Linked DNA regions of Mus musculus: region 2 is linked to region 1. A link is a loop called in an ENCODE intact Hi-C map of the cell type or tissue named here. Cell type or tissue: heart. All regions are shown on one strand.

What was found. Hi-C counts contacts between places; a loop is a spot of excess contacts. Peaks named below come from ENCODE experiments on the same cell type or tissue, not always from the same donor. Only the 100,000 strongest peaks of a DNase experiment are listed, where the experiment ranks them.
Region 2: it touches region 1 in a loop (5-fold over the local background); 7 of 42 quality-filtered maps call a loop at or near these places.

The regions. Positions count from the first base shown.
Region 1 is chr1:169,344,455-169,352,454 of GRCm38, forward strand. No RefSeq gene overlaps it. Among named protein-coding and RNA genes, the nearest start is that of Gm34477, 16 kb to the right of the region's middle. In heart, a CTCF peak has its summit at 3,487 (motif pointing left); no DNase peak of the experiment used is centred here.
Region 2 is chr1:168,452,564-168,460,563 of GRCm38, forward strand. No RefSeq gene overlaps it. Among named protein-coding and RNA genes, the nearest start is that of Pbx1, 24 kb to the left of the region's middle. In heart, CTCF peaks have their summits at 458 (motif pointing right) and 4,955; no DNase peak of the experiment used is centred here; H3K27ac peaks cover 447 bases.

The sequences.
Region 1 (8,000 bases):
CCTCATTAAAGCTTAAATGGAACTTGTCCTCGCAAACTTAGGGTGCAACATCAAATCCGTTTGAGTTTCTAGGGCGCATAGCGACAGCTTGCTTTAATCTAATAATTGGCTGGCGTGGAACCACAGAAAGACCATTTAAAAGAAGGCAAATTGTTATTTTTCAAAACCAAGCCATTCCCTGACTAAAAGGTTCAGAGCTTTTTCCCTTTCCAAGAAAATATTTATTCCTCTAAAAGATTTCTTCCCGTTAACAATATTTTTACAGGCTTTGTGATACTTTTACAGCATTTTAGATGCAACCTAAATACTATATATTTCGAGAATGGAACCATTACATTAAGAACACTGCATATGTTTAAAAGTGTCTTTTATGGGGTTTATTAAAAGAAGCCATAAATTTCTAAGAAAGGTTTAAGCCATATTACACTGATCTTACTTCTAATTTAAACAAAATGTAAACTTTAAGTAAAACCTTGATGTGGAATGTAAACTCCCTCACCCACCCCGAGCTGACTCATTCGCATGCGCCACCTTTAAAATATTAAATCATCTATGAGGCACTCCATTTCTCTGAGTGTTTTTCAATCACAACAAATAGCTTTCTGGTGATTGCTTGTACCTGTTGACTTTCTTGGATTCATTCACAATGAAGAATGGACGGGACCAGCTGGCTACAGGACAGGGTCAGAATAGGGTCAGCTCTGCAGGCCAGAGGCAATTTGCAGCCCTACTAAGCTCCTGAGATGCCCTCTCCAGAAATTCCCACAGATACTGAAGGCATGGCGATAGCCGTCTTAGGAATGGAAGCACTAGGCACTTGGAAGGGCTAGGCTACTTTGCAAAAGGATGCAGAAGTGGGCTGCAGGTGGCAGAGGGTCCAGCTGTATACCTTGATGCTATCCTGTCTTCCTTGTAGGATTACAGTGTGGATTAGATGAGCTCATACCTATAATTCATCTATCACAGCTTTTGACAAATAGTACTCATCAAGATGAGCAGGCCTTGACGTCAACATTGTGATTAGCCACTTCATGCTGGGGTTGATGGTTTCTTTTTTAACCACGGCCATTCCTCAAAAGGGCCACCCACAGCAAATTGTGCTATATGCACCAAATTATCCTTAAAGATGCTATCAGATAATAAGAAACATGTATTTGGTCACATTTATTTGGATTTCATTTCTACTTCTTGCCCAGTGACAGGGTAAGAGCAGAATCTTTTACTCTTTATAAAGAAGTCCCTTTCAAACAGACCTACTGAAAGGTGAGTTAAAGAGATGCCCAGTGGCTGGAAAAGAAAAAGAAAGAAAGAAAGAAAGAAAGAAAGAAAGAAAGAAAGAAAGAAAGAAAGAAAGAAAGAAAGAAAGAAAGAAAGAAAGAAAGAAAAAGAAAGAGAGAGAGAGAGGGAGGGAGGGAGGGAGGGAGAGAGAGAGAAGGAAGGAAGGAAGGAAGGAAGGAAGGAAGGAAGGAAGGAAGGAAGGAAGGAAGGAAAAGAGAGAGAAGGAAGGAAGGAAGTAAAGAAAGAAGGAAAGAGAGAAAGAAAGAAAGAAAGAAAGAAAGAAAGAAAGAAAGAAAGAAAGAAAGAAAGAAAGAAAGAAAGAAAGAAAGAAAGAAAGAAAGAAAGAAAGAAAGAAAGAAAGAAGGAAGGAAGGAAGGAAGGAAAGAGAGAGAGAAAGAAAGAAAGAAAAGAAGCCCCACATTGCAGGAAAGAGCCTGGTCACCAAAGGAATCAACTACACACTATAGTCATAGGAACTTTGAGCCCCTCAGAGGAAAATCATTGGGCTAATCACCAACACACATTGATAACTATGCAATAGAGATTCCTGAAAGCCCTAGCAAGACATCTGAGGTTCTGGGTTAATGAAATCTTCCAATAGAGTAGCACACCCCAAGCAAAGACAGGACAGCTACCCTACCCCAGGCCCTTTCTAACCTTGCTTTATGCTCCTATTCATTTGTAGTTTTGATGACATCACTCATAAGGAACTGGTAGACATAAAGATACTGTTCCCCAGAGTTCTGTGTCCCATTACTGCAATTCACTGGAACAGGGAGGGCAGTGTCCCAATCAGTAGAAAAGGCAACAAAAACATGGGACCTTGGAAATGCAAACTGAGCCCTCTACAAGTTGGTTCTATGCTAACTTCAGGTATTAAGTGTCAGAACTGAGTTGAGCCCTAGGACATCCTGTTGGTCTTGTGGTATCAGCAGAGAACTAATAGGGGAGACCACCACACATTTATTTTAAGTATTATAAGAAAAAGAACAGGACTTTCCTCTACCCTCTCAGACCAAGCTTGTGCAGAGCAAACTTAGCATTAAATACCAATCTAGGAAGTAGAAGTTATAGAACGAATTGATTCCACAATGTGGAAAGGTAATTGCAAGACTGAAACACTTTCTGATTCTGTGGATAAGAGCGCCAGTCTTTCTCAGTGCCACTGTATACCTTGTTGAAGCTCAAGGCAGATCTCATCTCTTAGCCAAGCATCCAGACCTTCAGCTCAGAGCAACCACTCCTTGTTCTTCCATTAAGATGCATATGTGATGATATTTCTACCCAGAGTGTTTCCCTTTTCTAAAAAGTACAGACTCCTACTCATCCTGCAAAACAAAGACCATATGTTATCTCAACTTCTTCTTCAAAACTCTGTTAGCATTTTTAAAATACTGTGTAAAATGTTCCATTGCCTCCACAGTAGGACATGCCTGTCTCTCCCACTAAAGCCTGGACTGTAAACAGCTGGAAGAAACTAGGCATGAATTATTCAGCTCTGTATCCTTTCATGCAACACAAAAACCAAGCCCACAGGAAATGTTCTATGCAAGTCTAAGGAAAGGAGTGTGTGGTGACCTCTCTGCTTTTAGCCCATCAACTTTACCTTGAAGTCTGGCCATGTCAGAATAGAGAACAAGAAAGAAATCTCATCCCCAGCTGTGCTGAGTTCTACAGGACATGAGGAAACTCTGAACAAATTCATTTTGACCTTTCCTGGCTCATAGAACAGAAAGCAATAACGTCAACCTTAGCTGTCACAAAGTCGCCCCTCTCCAAAGTCACCTGCTGCTACCTCTCAAGGTTCTGTGCCTGCTACCTTCTCCTACCTCTCCATGTTAGCACCTTTGGAAGCTCAACCAGTCATTATCCACAGACCTCCTCATGAAAGATTTGTGCTCTCTGGCATGGCTGATGGAATTCAATCCATGCTTTCTTAGAATCCTAGAGAAAAATGTGTTCTACAAGAGAACCAATATAGAGAAAGCTTGGAACATTCATGAAAATCTGATGAAGTGATGGGTCTCTGCCCTACATTTGGGTCTGTCCTCACTGTTGCACAGCTCCCAGCCTGCAAACCCTCTTTTGGGTTTTGTATTTTGAGAGTAAAGCCATTTATGCACCAATTTTCAGAAGGGGTGGTTAAGTGGTCGCCCTGAACACAGATATTATCTCACCTAACTTGCTATGTAGCAGTGACATCTACTGGGGAACATTGTCACTTCAGGGCTCCTGTTTTTATATTGGACTTAGTAACTTCAAAATGTTCACTCAATTTATCTTCGTAGCAACCTTATGAGGTGGTTAATGTTATGATGTGCAGTTATTACATGATGATGCTGAGACTCAGAGCAACTCAGTAACTGGCCTGGTGTCACATAGCAAATGTAGGGCAAAGCTGGGATTTGAACCCAGAGGAGGGTGACTTTAGCGCCTGTTCTTAGCTATCAGCACTTGTTACCTCTTGGACCATACATCCTCTTCCCGTCAAATACACCCATTACACAGCATCTTCCCTGCTGCTTTTAACTCGGATTAGATATGTACTGTTTCTACCAATAAATCCTGCTCTGGTGATCACACCCATGTACGTCACTTCCTCTTTGTCATCCTAGTACCTAGCTCACTTATGAAAGACAATAGGTGTGCCAGAGATAGTATGGAATACATTGTGCATGAGTGAATGTCATTAATAACCAAAACCCAGTGTGTGCAGGTTTCAGACACGATATGTGGAGGCAGAACCATGGGAAAGAAGCAGCTGCTTCCTTGGAATGGTCACCTTTCACACAGAGTCATCAGAAAGTATATACACAAGACTGTAGTAAACTACATGTCAATCAAGGAAGCCATTAGAAGATCCTCACAGGTCTTAGGGTAGAGTCCACATTCTCTAACTTGGAACAAAAGATTCTATAGCAGTTGGGCTCCTACTGACCTCACTTTCCTCCTCAGCACCATAGCATTTTGTACCTCTGGCTCCAGAGTTGCTGTGGTTTTCCCAAGAAATCCTCTTCACACACCTGCTGACTCTGGCATGTCCTCTCATGGGAAACTCTTATTTGGCAGAATATAGCCCTTTCTACTTTGCCTGAGAGATCTCCACTTCTCAAGAATTGGATATCAGCTCCCCTGGAACCTTCCAGAGGAACCTTCCAGAACCTTCCAGAGGAAGGTTCCATCAATACTGAGAGTCTCAGCCTTTACCCAGCAGTACGGAGGATAGAAGACATGCTACAAGTTTCAGTTAGCCTATAGCCAAGGCTGAAGCCCAGGTTGGCGATTTAGTAGATAGGTGAGCCATGAAGTTTAATTATCATTCTGAATTTCAGAATTCCTCACTCATTTTCAAACTTTGGAAAATTAGAGGTGGTGCCTACTGCATGCTGAGGTAAACACTAATTGAACAGCTAAGGTAATGTGTTTGAAACAGTTCACAGTAAAAGGTGGAAAGTGTTGGCTGCTGTTTTGTTGTTCTAACTATTTAGTCGTCTCTCTTCCCACAGTCAGTAAGTTGCTCAGCCAAAGACTGTTTTAAGAGCTGGAGAGATGGAAGAGCAATCAAGGGTATGGTACATATTACTCTTCCAGAAGTTCCCAGTGTGGTTCACAGAGTAAAGTTATATATATATATATATATATATATATATATATAAAGTATAGTGGACATCCTGAGAACCTAGCTATGTACCTGTTAAAAAATGATAAATGTTTAGGGAAAAGAGGTTGCAACTTTAAAAAGAAACAAACAGGCTAGGGATATAGCTGAGCAGGTAAAAGCCAGAAGACATGAATCTGATATCAGGAACCACAAACAGTAGAAGGAAAGAACCAACTCCAGCAAGTTGTCTGGACTTCTGTCATGTCATGCCCCATGCTCCTTCCCCCAATCAGTAAATAAATAAAAAACACACATAAATGTAACTTTGAAACCCACTGCTTTTGTACCGTAAGATCCACCAATAAAAATATATTAAAAGAAAGATGCAGGCTCACCTTTCAAACATAGCCAGTTAGGGAGTCTAAAACTGTTTAGAGAGAGGGCAGATCAAAGAACCAGGTAGGACACCAATGGAGCACAGGAAGTGCATTTCACAGTGGCTCAACTCTGCTCTTCTCTGCACAAATGGCATTGGTGGTTCCATCCTCTCAGCCCCTCTGGCTTTCCAAATCCACCCTGTACTAGGACATCTTTTGAACATAATTGCTTCCACACATGGAGAGCACATTGAAGCCATTCCGGAGGGTCATTACAGAGGCAGGAAAACTGCTGTGATATGATCTTCGGTGGGTCAGGACTCGAAAGCTGGGATGGAAGCCATCTCTGAGGGTACCATGTGGACAGCTTCAAAAGGCAACCCACTCGCAAGCATCTCCCTGCCCTTCCTCCTAGGTGGATGGACATTCCATCAGAGACCTTCTTTTTTGAAGACTTCCTATTTCTGGGGAAGATCTCATTGAAATGCCAGAGGCACTGCTGCAGAAGACTAGCCGTGTGTGTGCATTTCAAAGAATCTGTTTCCCATGAAGAGCGGGGGAATTAAAGACTTAACCACTGAGCTAGTTCAAATGACAGAGAAACAAAGAGTTGTTTCTCAAGCAACCTCTTTGTATTGTCAGACTTTGTGGGAGGGACTTCTAAGCCCTTGGTTTTAAGAGCTACATAAGGAAGGTGAGGTCATGTTGATCAGAAGACCTAGTTGATAGTAGGAAAAGAGGTTCTAAGGAGATGGTGCAGTTCAAAAAACATAGTACCTTGGGCGTAATTTCTCTAACGCTGATTCCAAAGTCCACACAGAATGGACTGTTTTAGGAGCTGTTGCTAAGGAGACCTTACCACCACTGATCAGATGGCTCTCTCTGAAGACAAAGAACAAAGGGGGAATGCAAAAGAAGATATATGATGGGAACCTATCAGTAAACATAGCTCAAAAAATTATGGAATCTAAAACCTGAAAGATCCAGCATAGCCCTGCAGGTCAAAGACTCTAGAATGTGATGTGTATATTCAATACAAATACAAAAGCCTTGGAGCTGAGAGTTGGGGATGAGACACTCAGTTAAAACCAACTGCTTAAGAACCAAATGGAGATACCAATGTCTGTCCTGGGATCCTCATGGCTTGAGAGCTGGAAGTTCTGATATATAAGGACAAGAAAAAGGACAGTGTCCCAGTGCTGGAGGAAGGCACAGACGTGTCCTCTGCCTGTTTCTGTTCTCTTGGGGCCAGGGCCAATTGGATCATGTTCTCATTCATACCGCTGAGGGCAGAGTTTCACCACACAATCTGCTCAAACTCACACGCTGATCTCCCCAGGAAACACCCTCACAGACATATCCAGGGAATTCTCCAACCTCCACCAAAAGTAGCTACCCCTGTGCTCTTGCCTCACGTGACCACACATCCTATTCATTTTCTTCTCATGCTCTCCCATCAGATCTTAGCCTCAGAGTGAAGCAAGTGAAGTCTGCTACAAGACACTCAGCTGCCTGGCCTCTCACTTCCTCAATAACAGATGCTTCTCCTACCCATGCCAGGCACAGAGGAAACACTGGTGACCAGGAAGCTGGAAGTGCAGCCCCCTTCACAGAAGCATGGGATTACAGGTGTGCACCACTATGACTAGGCCAGACTGTACATGGCCACTTGTTGGCTGTCATTAAATGTCTGTCATCTAGTACAGATCATTACATGAGAAAATGGCCAAAATATTTTCATACAGAGATGTTCCCTCAAGACATAAAAGGCTGTTTGTGAGTGTGGCTTTCTTCACAGATGTGACAATTACTTGGAACATTGTGAGGAACATGATTTGGGCATGGCTTTTGCCATTCTACATACACACTTCTTACTTGACTGTGGTGAAAACACAGCCCTTGAAATAAGTTGTATTTCAGAAATGTAACTTTAATCTTTTTCAGACCTTATTTTTAAAGGCTTTAAACCTCCCTTGTAGCCCATCACCTAGCAGAGGTAGTGGCGGGGGGTGGGGATTGAGGGGAAGTGGACTATTTAGAAAGGTTCTTTGGAGCAACTCTTGTCTGTGTTGTCTGGAAAATGGCAGTTCAGGTCACAGATTAATAGTGGCTGTTCAATACACTCACAAACACCAGCAGTCCAGTTGGTTAGAGTCAGAATAGCAAACACAAATCAGCAGTGGTGGCACTGCCTAGCAGAGACAGCCAGGCCTCAGCCTCAGCACGCATCAACAGGATAGACTAGGAGGAATGCCAGAAGAAGTTCTTGGCTGTTTCTCTCTCAGGGAAGCAATGCTCAGCAAAGACTCGAGAGCCACAAGCATTATACGACTAACTCTATAAACAAGCCAAGTTCAGCCTCTGTCACTGCCTGTTGAGTCCTTTTTACAGTCTCTCTAAACATCAAGTGTCCTCCACAGGTCTTGCATCAGCATGTGTCTTGTCTTAGCATGTATATCTGCCTCAGCTGACATCACTCTGCCAATCAGCCCAAGTCCACAAAAACGACAAAACACTACAACACACCACCAGAAGTTTTTTTGATGCATTTCTCTACATAGAGTCCTGACAAACACAGCTCAATTACACAATATAAGACAGACCAATACATACCTGTTAACAAAAACTCCTTCATCACATGTCCTCTCAGGTACTTGCTTTAACAGAACATCTTTTTACATGTGTCTACTTTAGCTAAATGTTCCTTTACCAGTCTGCCTTAGTCTTTTGCCTGTGTCCACTTC
Region 2 (8,000 bases), 890 kb before region 1:
AGATGTAGTTGTGTGTCAGGGTGACAAGGAGTGGACTTGCGATGGTTAATCTTGGTTGTCAGCCTGACCTACCTGGAAAAGAAAAAAAAAAAAACTTAATTGAAAAATTGCCTCAATCAGATTGACCTGTGGGTATGTCTGTGTGGGCATTTTCTTAACTGCTATTTGATGTAGAAGAGCCCAGCCTATCTAGGCAGGTGGACCTGGGCTGTATAAGAAAGCAAGCTAAACAAGTCATGGGGAAACAAACCAAGGAGAAACCTTACTCATTGGTCTCTGCTTCAGTTCCTGCCTTCAAGTTGCTTCATTTAACTCCTTCCTGACTTCCCTCAGTGATGCTACACAGTTGATTGCTATAAATCAGCACTGAGCTAACATCCCTGAGCTACAAGGCATCTTTTTAAAAATTTATTTATTTATTTATTTGAGTTCACTGTAGCTGTCTCCACCAGAAGAGGGCATCAGAACCCACTACAGATGGTTGTGAGTCACGATGTGGATGTTGGGAATTGAACTCAGGACCTATAGAAGAGCAGTCAGTTCTCTTAACTGCTGAGCCTTTTTTCCAGCCCATCCAAGGCATTTTTTAAATTAATTAATTATTTTATTTATTTACATCCTAAATGTTTCCTCCTCAAGGTTTTTTTTTTACAGCCATAATGCTAGTTATCTCTCTAAAATCTAATAATTAATAATAATAGTAACAATAATAATAGCATATTTTAAATAATAATAGCATTTTTTATCCTCCTCTCCTTTTTTTGACAGAGTCTCTCTTTGTAGCTATGATTGTTCTGGAACTCTCTTTGTTGAACAGGCTGGTCCTGAACTCACAGAGATCCGTCTGCCTCTGCCCCATCAATGGCTGAAATTCAAGGTATCCAACACCACACCTGGCTCTTATCGTCTTTTAAGTATGAGCCTAATTAGTTTTTCACAGATTAAAATTTATACAAACGGTATTTTATGTGTCTGATTTATTTAATTCAACTTTATCTTTGGATTAGTATTATTATTGAGATACAGTTTCTCTGTGTAGATCTGGCTGTCTCAGACCTCACCCTGTAGACCAAGCTGGCCTCAAACTCAGAGATTCTCCTGCCTCTGCCTCCTGAATGCTGGGATTAAAGGCGTGATCCAACATTTGCTGTATGAATACATTAATAATTTATCTGTCCTATTATTTGGACATTTGCATCATTTTTTAACACGAGGCTGTAACTTGTGACAAGTGGTCATTCTTCTGCATGTATTGGTACATGGGCAGCGCTGTTAGGGAAATCAGAGTGGAAGTAGGACTGGTGAATTTTAAAATAATTGAACGCTTAGTTTTAGCATATCATGCTTTCCAAAAATATGTATATTAATGTGCACTTTCAACTAGGAATGTGTAAAACATCCTACACTTCCTGTTCTCATTACACTTGACATTGTCTGTCTTTTTCAGACATTCTGGAATTTTTAAACATATGTCACGTTACAGTTTTAAGTCACTATTACCCATTGCTACTGGAAACCTAGGGCATATCTTGCACCTTTGCTAACACTCTCATATTCCACATGGGGACACCCAGGTCAGGACACTGTGCTCCAGCACCATCTTTCAGGAGTTTGGTCATTTTATTTTTGTCACATTTAGGAGGTACCACCCACGTCTGGACATTTGTCAGACTTCATAATAAAACGATATGCAAGGGAAACACATCTTACATTCCTTTGTATCTAGTCCACCACGATTAAGCTCACATATGAAACCGAAATGAAAATTTCATGAACACTTGTCCTTATGATGCAAAGCAGACTCTGATATAGATTCCTTTTTTTCTCATTCTATTATCTTCCACCCTATCTAATTCCATTAAAATATGCTGACCATAAATCAATAAGCTGAATAAATGATTCAGTATGAAAAGCATTATTCCAAGCCATTAGAAAACAAATGCTTGAGTCCAATTGCTGGGGGGGGGCTCCTCAAAAACCTAAAAACAGAATTACTTTGGGATCTCTGTCGAGACCATAGCTAAAGGATATTCATTGGTCCACTATTACCTACCACTATGGAATCAGCTAAGGTGTGCACAATGCTGTTGCCATCAGCCATAAAGAAGAATAAAATTATCTCTCATTGGAGGAACGTAGATGGAACTGATGATGATAATATTAAATAAAATAAGCCAGACCATAAAGGAATATCATATGTTTTCTCTCATATGTGGATCCTAGATTACATACATATAAAGTGTATATACATATATACATAAAATCACACACACACATGTAACAGGAAAGTACAAACTCTTATCTGGGAATGATGTCCTGTCTGGGAATAGCCCATATGTGACCTACCTCACTGTAAATATCTTCATGAAACTGATGGCTATGTGTAGAGGATATCTGCAAATTAAACCAAACCAAACCAAATAAACAAACACCCACTGGGGTTCCTGTGCGGAAGAGACTGGGAATTTTAGGCTGGGACCACAAGTGTCTTTTTCAGAAGAATCCCTCAGTCTTGGTACTAGTGACACCATTCTTTGCAATGGATGGATTTCCTGTCCACTGTACCGCATCTTCAATGTCTCTGGCCCCTACCTATATAAGCCTGTAATACCCACCATTCCTTTCAGTTAGAACAAGCCAAAGAACCCACAGATACTGCCCAGATGATAAAATCACTGCAGAGACCTACTGCTTTGGAGGGTCTTTATCTTTATAAACTAGGCCATGCCGTCCTGAAGAATCCTTATGTTAGCGGTTCTCAGACTCATTCGCTTCACCGAGCTCCTCTGGAAGAGAAGTAGGTCAGCAGTGTGCCTTCTGGACAGGATCCCAGGTGGCTCTGGTTCCCCAGTTTGTAAAGATCACTTTTAAAAGGACTGTCGTCTCGAAGGAAAAGCTCCTTGGAGCAGTTAGAGGGCTCCAGGTATACGAGGTTTCAAGAGACAGGTCAAAGTACTGAGGAGATAATAAATATTTACTGGGTGAGAAACCACGTAAAACACCAACCACTGCTTTATGGAGCACATCTTGCACCCGCCCTAGTGAGATCGCAGCTGTGGGGCAGCCTCTGGGGCGGCGTTCTGGGGCGGCTTCGCGCTGACAGGGGAGTTTGGGGAACTTTCCTGAGACCTGGATTTTCCTGAAGCTGATATTTAAGAATGGGACTGAATCCCCAATGAGGATGCTGTTGTCACTGCCAGTGATCCTGTGCCCAACAGAGAAGTTGAAATGACTTTCCTTATTCCAGATACACCCCACCCCCGCCCCCCGCACGCTTAATTGTTCTTTCTAAATTGAATGTTCTAATTTTGGAACTAAAAGAGATGCAGTGTAGAGGAAGGGGCTGAGAAAACCCAAGACAGACAAGGGAGGTAGACAGAGGCAGTTCGGGAAAGAGAGAGGGTGATACGCATCTATCCTTCTCCTAACCAACACAGCAAACGAGAAGAAACTGGGTGGGTGAGGCTCGAGGGATGGGAGACAATGCCCACACATAACGGGCACGTGAAATGAAAAAACTCGTATTCTTCACACAGTTGTGATCTCGGGCCCAGGTCTTATAGTTTGGTCCGCCCTCCAAATCTTTGATTGTTGAATGAGAAGATGAGAAGGGGCTCTTGAGATGGCTTAGTGGGTCGGGACCTGACGAATTGCATTAGGTCTCCAGTACTCACACATTGGAAGGCAAATGCTGATTCCCACAAGATTGTCCCTTCTCCATGCACAGTGGGGCATGCCGTGTTACCAAACCCCAGATACACAATTAAAAAAATTAAATAGTAAATGAAAAAGTTGAGGAAAAAAAGATGAGAAAATCTTCCCCTATACCTGTATTTCTTTTGTTAAACTTGTGTTGTGTTGTGTGTGTGTGTGTGTGTGTGTGTGTGTGTGTGTGTGTGTGTGTGTGTGTAGTGATGCTCTTGCCCATGCAGGCATGGGTAGAAGACACAGGTCGATATCATTTATTTTTAAGGTAGGTTATCTCTGTAAACCTGAGGGTCCCCATTTCAGCTAGAATTGCCGACCAGTGAGACTCCAGGGTCTCTGTGCATCTCTTTAGCCTGCCCTAGTGTGCTGGAGTCACAGGCATGTACCCACTCTGCTCAGCTATCACAAGGGTGCCGGGGATCTGAACTCAGGTCCTCGTGTTTGTGCTGCAATCACTCTATCCATGAGCCATGTCCTCATTCCTCGAGTGTATTTCTAAATGTGCATTTGAACATGCCCGTGGACATGATTGAAAGTTTGGGACTATTTCATGGATGTGATTCCAGGACTGTTGAGCAGGGAACTCTGATGTACTTAGCCCACACATGTATCTGATGATGCATGTATACACACAGGCTTTCAAACTGCTAATGACCTCAGATCTAGTGTGTAATGTCCACTGTAGCCATATTCATCAGCTAAAAAAATAAAAAAGCATGTGAAGAATCAGCAAATACTGTACTGAAGCACCAGCATGCATATGACTGGCTCACAGCTTGCTGCATCTTGGAATGGTGCTTTGTGCTTTGGTACCTCCAGCAGGCTCTGCTGAAGCCCCCCAACCCCCCACCCCCAACCCCACAGCCTGAACATCACTCTCAAAGCTTTGGACTCTGCCTGAGCCTGCTGTCTTCGCCTCTTCTGTTCTCCAGGTATTTCTTTCGCAGTTACATTTTTAGAAGACTCTCTGTTGTGCTTTTAAATGTTTAGCAAAACTACAAAGCAGAACACACATCATTTTCTTCAAAACACATAAACACTTCGGACTACAAAAGCACTACACCAGACAGCCCCAGCCTGCTCCACTTTAAAAGCACGTGAAAGCAGAGACCTTTCAGACTCCCTGGAGACTGCGCTCTTCTTTTAACCCATCGCTGGATATTTTAACAATACATGCAGTTCACTCCTGAATGATTAAACTAAGCAAGGAAAGGGCTTCAAGGACTGCACACACTTGCCTCCCACTGCCATGAGGTGTCAGGAGAGGAATTCTGTGACCAGCCCTGGCACCTGCCCTTCCTGACATTTGCCTGGCACCCTCTGGACAGCCTGCCCAGCCTTTTCTGGGCATCTGAGCATTAGATTCCACACTTAAGCTATTAACTGTCACATCAGGGTGATGGAGAACGGGGTATGTGGAAACAAAGAGAAAGGACAGATCTTGGGACTGATAACGTTCAAACAAACAGGCTGAGCAGGCAAGTGATGCCAGGGTCTTACATGTTCAGGCTGATGACTTGGAGATCAGAACTCTCTAAATGATCAGCCCATGCTCTCTTCTCTTCTCTTCTCTTCTCTTCTCTTCTCTTCTCTTCTCTTCTCTTCTCTTCTCTTCTCTTCTCTTCTCTTCTCTTCTCTTCTCTTCTCTTCTCTTCTCTTCTCTTCTCTTCTCTTCTCTTCTCTTCTCTTCTCTTCTCTTCTCTTCTCTTCCCTTCCCTTCCCTTCCCTTCCCTTCCCTTCCCTCCCCTCCCCTCCCCTCCCCTCCCCTCCCCTCCCCTCCCCTCCCCTCCCCTCCCCTCCCCTCCCCTCCCCTCCCCTCCCCTCCCCTCCCCTCCCCTCCCCTCCCCTCCCCTCCCTTTTCTGCTCTCTTCCTCCTCCTCCTCCTCTTCTTCTTCCCCCCTCCCATTCTTGCTATGAATATTCTCTCATTCTCACTTTCCTATCACTCTCCCCTTTAAGATAACGTCTTGCTATGTATGTAATCCAGTCTGGCTTCAAAATCATTCTGTAACTTCAGCTAGCCTTGAATTCCCAACCATCTCCCTGCCTCGGTCTTTAAATCACTAGAATTATAGACACATACCACTTTAAAAAAATAACCCTAGATTCTATCCAACACAAACTCTGGTGAAAGAACTAGAATCTTTCAGTGTACCGGGGAATGCATGCACGGCAGCTAGCAAGCATGGGGTCAAGTCTCAGCTCTGACTGGACTTGCACACATTTGGGGAGTGTGAGTGAACTTGAGCCACTGTCTTGCTCTCTCTGTGCACGTGTATGGCTATCCACCTATCAAGATGATGGTAAAACACAGTGCTGGAGCTACTGCAAGAGAGACATGGTGGCATGTGAAGGCACCTTCAAAGGGCCCACCTGTCCTGTGGGAAAAAGAAAGCCATTAGGGATGCAGTGCTTATTAGAATTGCCATCATTGTTTTGTATTCTAAAGCATTGACAATAATGAGGGTAGGTTGACTCTGAGTAAATCCTGGAACAAACAAACAAACAAACAAACAAACAAACAAAGACAGTCAGCAATTGGGGTGGGTGCTCTCCCTTTTTGAACATACACGCAGGAGAGCTCAGATCTCTGAGAGACCTGGCCAAGTCCTCCCAGAATCTCTTTGGCTTTTATTTTTTTCAGAAAGATACCAAAAGTGTGATTGTAAAACAGTTATCTAGATTGTAAGGCAGAATATTTTAGAATTGCTTCGTGGCACTGCAGTCTGAGTTGGCTCCTTTGGAGGGGATGCTAGGAGTGGCCCCATTTACAGATCTTTGGGTGTAGGTCAGATGGGGTGGACTCATGGATCATTTCTGTCACATCCTGTGATGGTGTTTTAGTTCCGGAGTTCACTGATATTTCTCCCACTTAGACTGTCAAATTTCCATTAACTGAATTATCTACTTCATGATGTTCTAATTCTGTAGGCAGTAGAGTGTCTATATTTTGGATTTTGTATTGTGTTTGCTTCAGATGTGAGAAATATGTATATATGTATACATTTACACACACATAAACACATATATTTATCTATATCTCTATCTATCTATCTCTCTATCTCTATCTATCTATCTATCTATCTATCTATCTATCTATCTATCTATCTATCTATCTATCTAAATTCTTGTGACCCTTATTTGCCCCAAAGCTGGCCTCAGGAGCTCACTGGGTTATTTTGTTATTCTGATCACTATCAGAAAATCAGAAAGATGAGCAGACAGTCCTTATTCACAGAACATGCACCTTATGTGTTTGTAACAGGATCTATTTCTGTATCCCTGGCTGGCCTGAAACTCTGTTTGTAGGCTTGGCTGACCTCAAACTCACAGAGATCAATGTGCCTCTGACTCCTGAGTGCTGGGATTGGCATGTGCCACCATGCCTGGCTTTATCATTGAACATACTCATTACTAGGATGTGCACACATCAATGAAGTTTGCTCACTGACAAGTTCATTGATTTGGACCAAGTATCCATGCGCATGGGCCCACTCTAATGGGAGACAGAGATTTAATAATTAATCTATGATTCCTATTTAATCCCACTTGTGAATAGGAAAGGAGAGACACAGACAGTTCTGTGAATATGAAACTAACGTGTTAGAGCTACTCTGAGAAGGCTCAAGCGGTTTCTTGAAGAAGGACCATTGTGCCAAACTTTGAAGGATACCTAGGACTTCAAAGCAGTCAACCAGGGAGAGATAGTTCTAGGTGGAAGGAATTTCATTGCACGGGCCCTGAGGTTGAGGAGGCAGTGTGTTTTGATGCCATGAAAGAAAGAACATGTTGCTTGACTGCAAAGGGAAGGGAACTGGGTCTGAGACTGGGGAAAGAAAGGATGTTTTGCCTAGTGAAGACTGAAGGCCACGAATTAAGGTTTGAGCTTTACCTCAGAACAGTGAAAACCTGGCCCTGGCTTGGTGGCACATCCTTTTAATCCCAGCACTTGGGAGGTACAGGGAGGCAGATCTCTGTGAGTGTGAGGCTAGCCTGGTCTATATAACAAGTTCCAGGCTGGCCAGGGCTACATAGTGAGTTTCTGTCTCAATGCTACCTGCTCCTCAAAAACCAAAACCAAAACCAAAACCAAAACCAAAACCAAAACCAAAACCAAAACACCCTCTCACCAACAAACCAAAACACACTGTGAACTTAAGAAAGGTTAAATGATCAGAGTTGAATTTTTAAAAGCACTGGCTGTTATATGGAGAAGGCATGGAAGAGAGACAGAGAGCTTGAAAAAGGAAAGCATTTTAAAAACTGTTTCAGTATGTTTGGAATGGTGATAT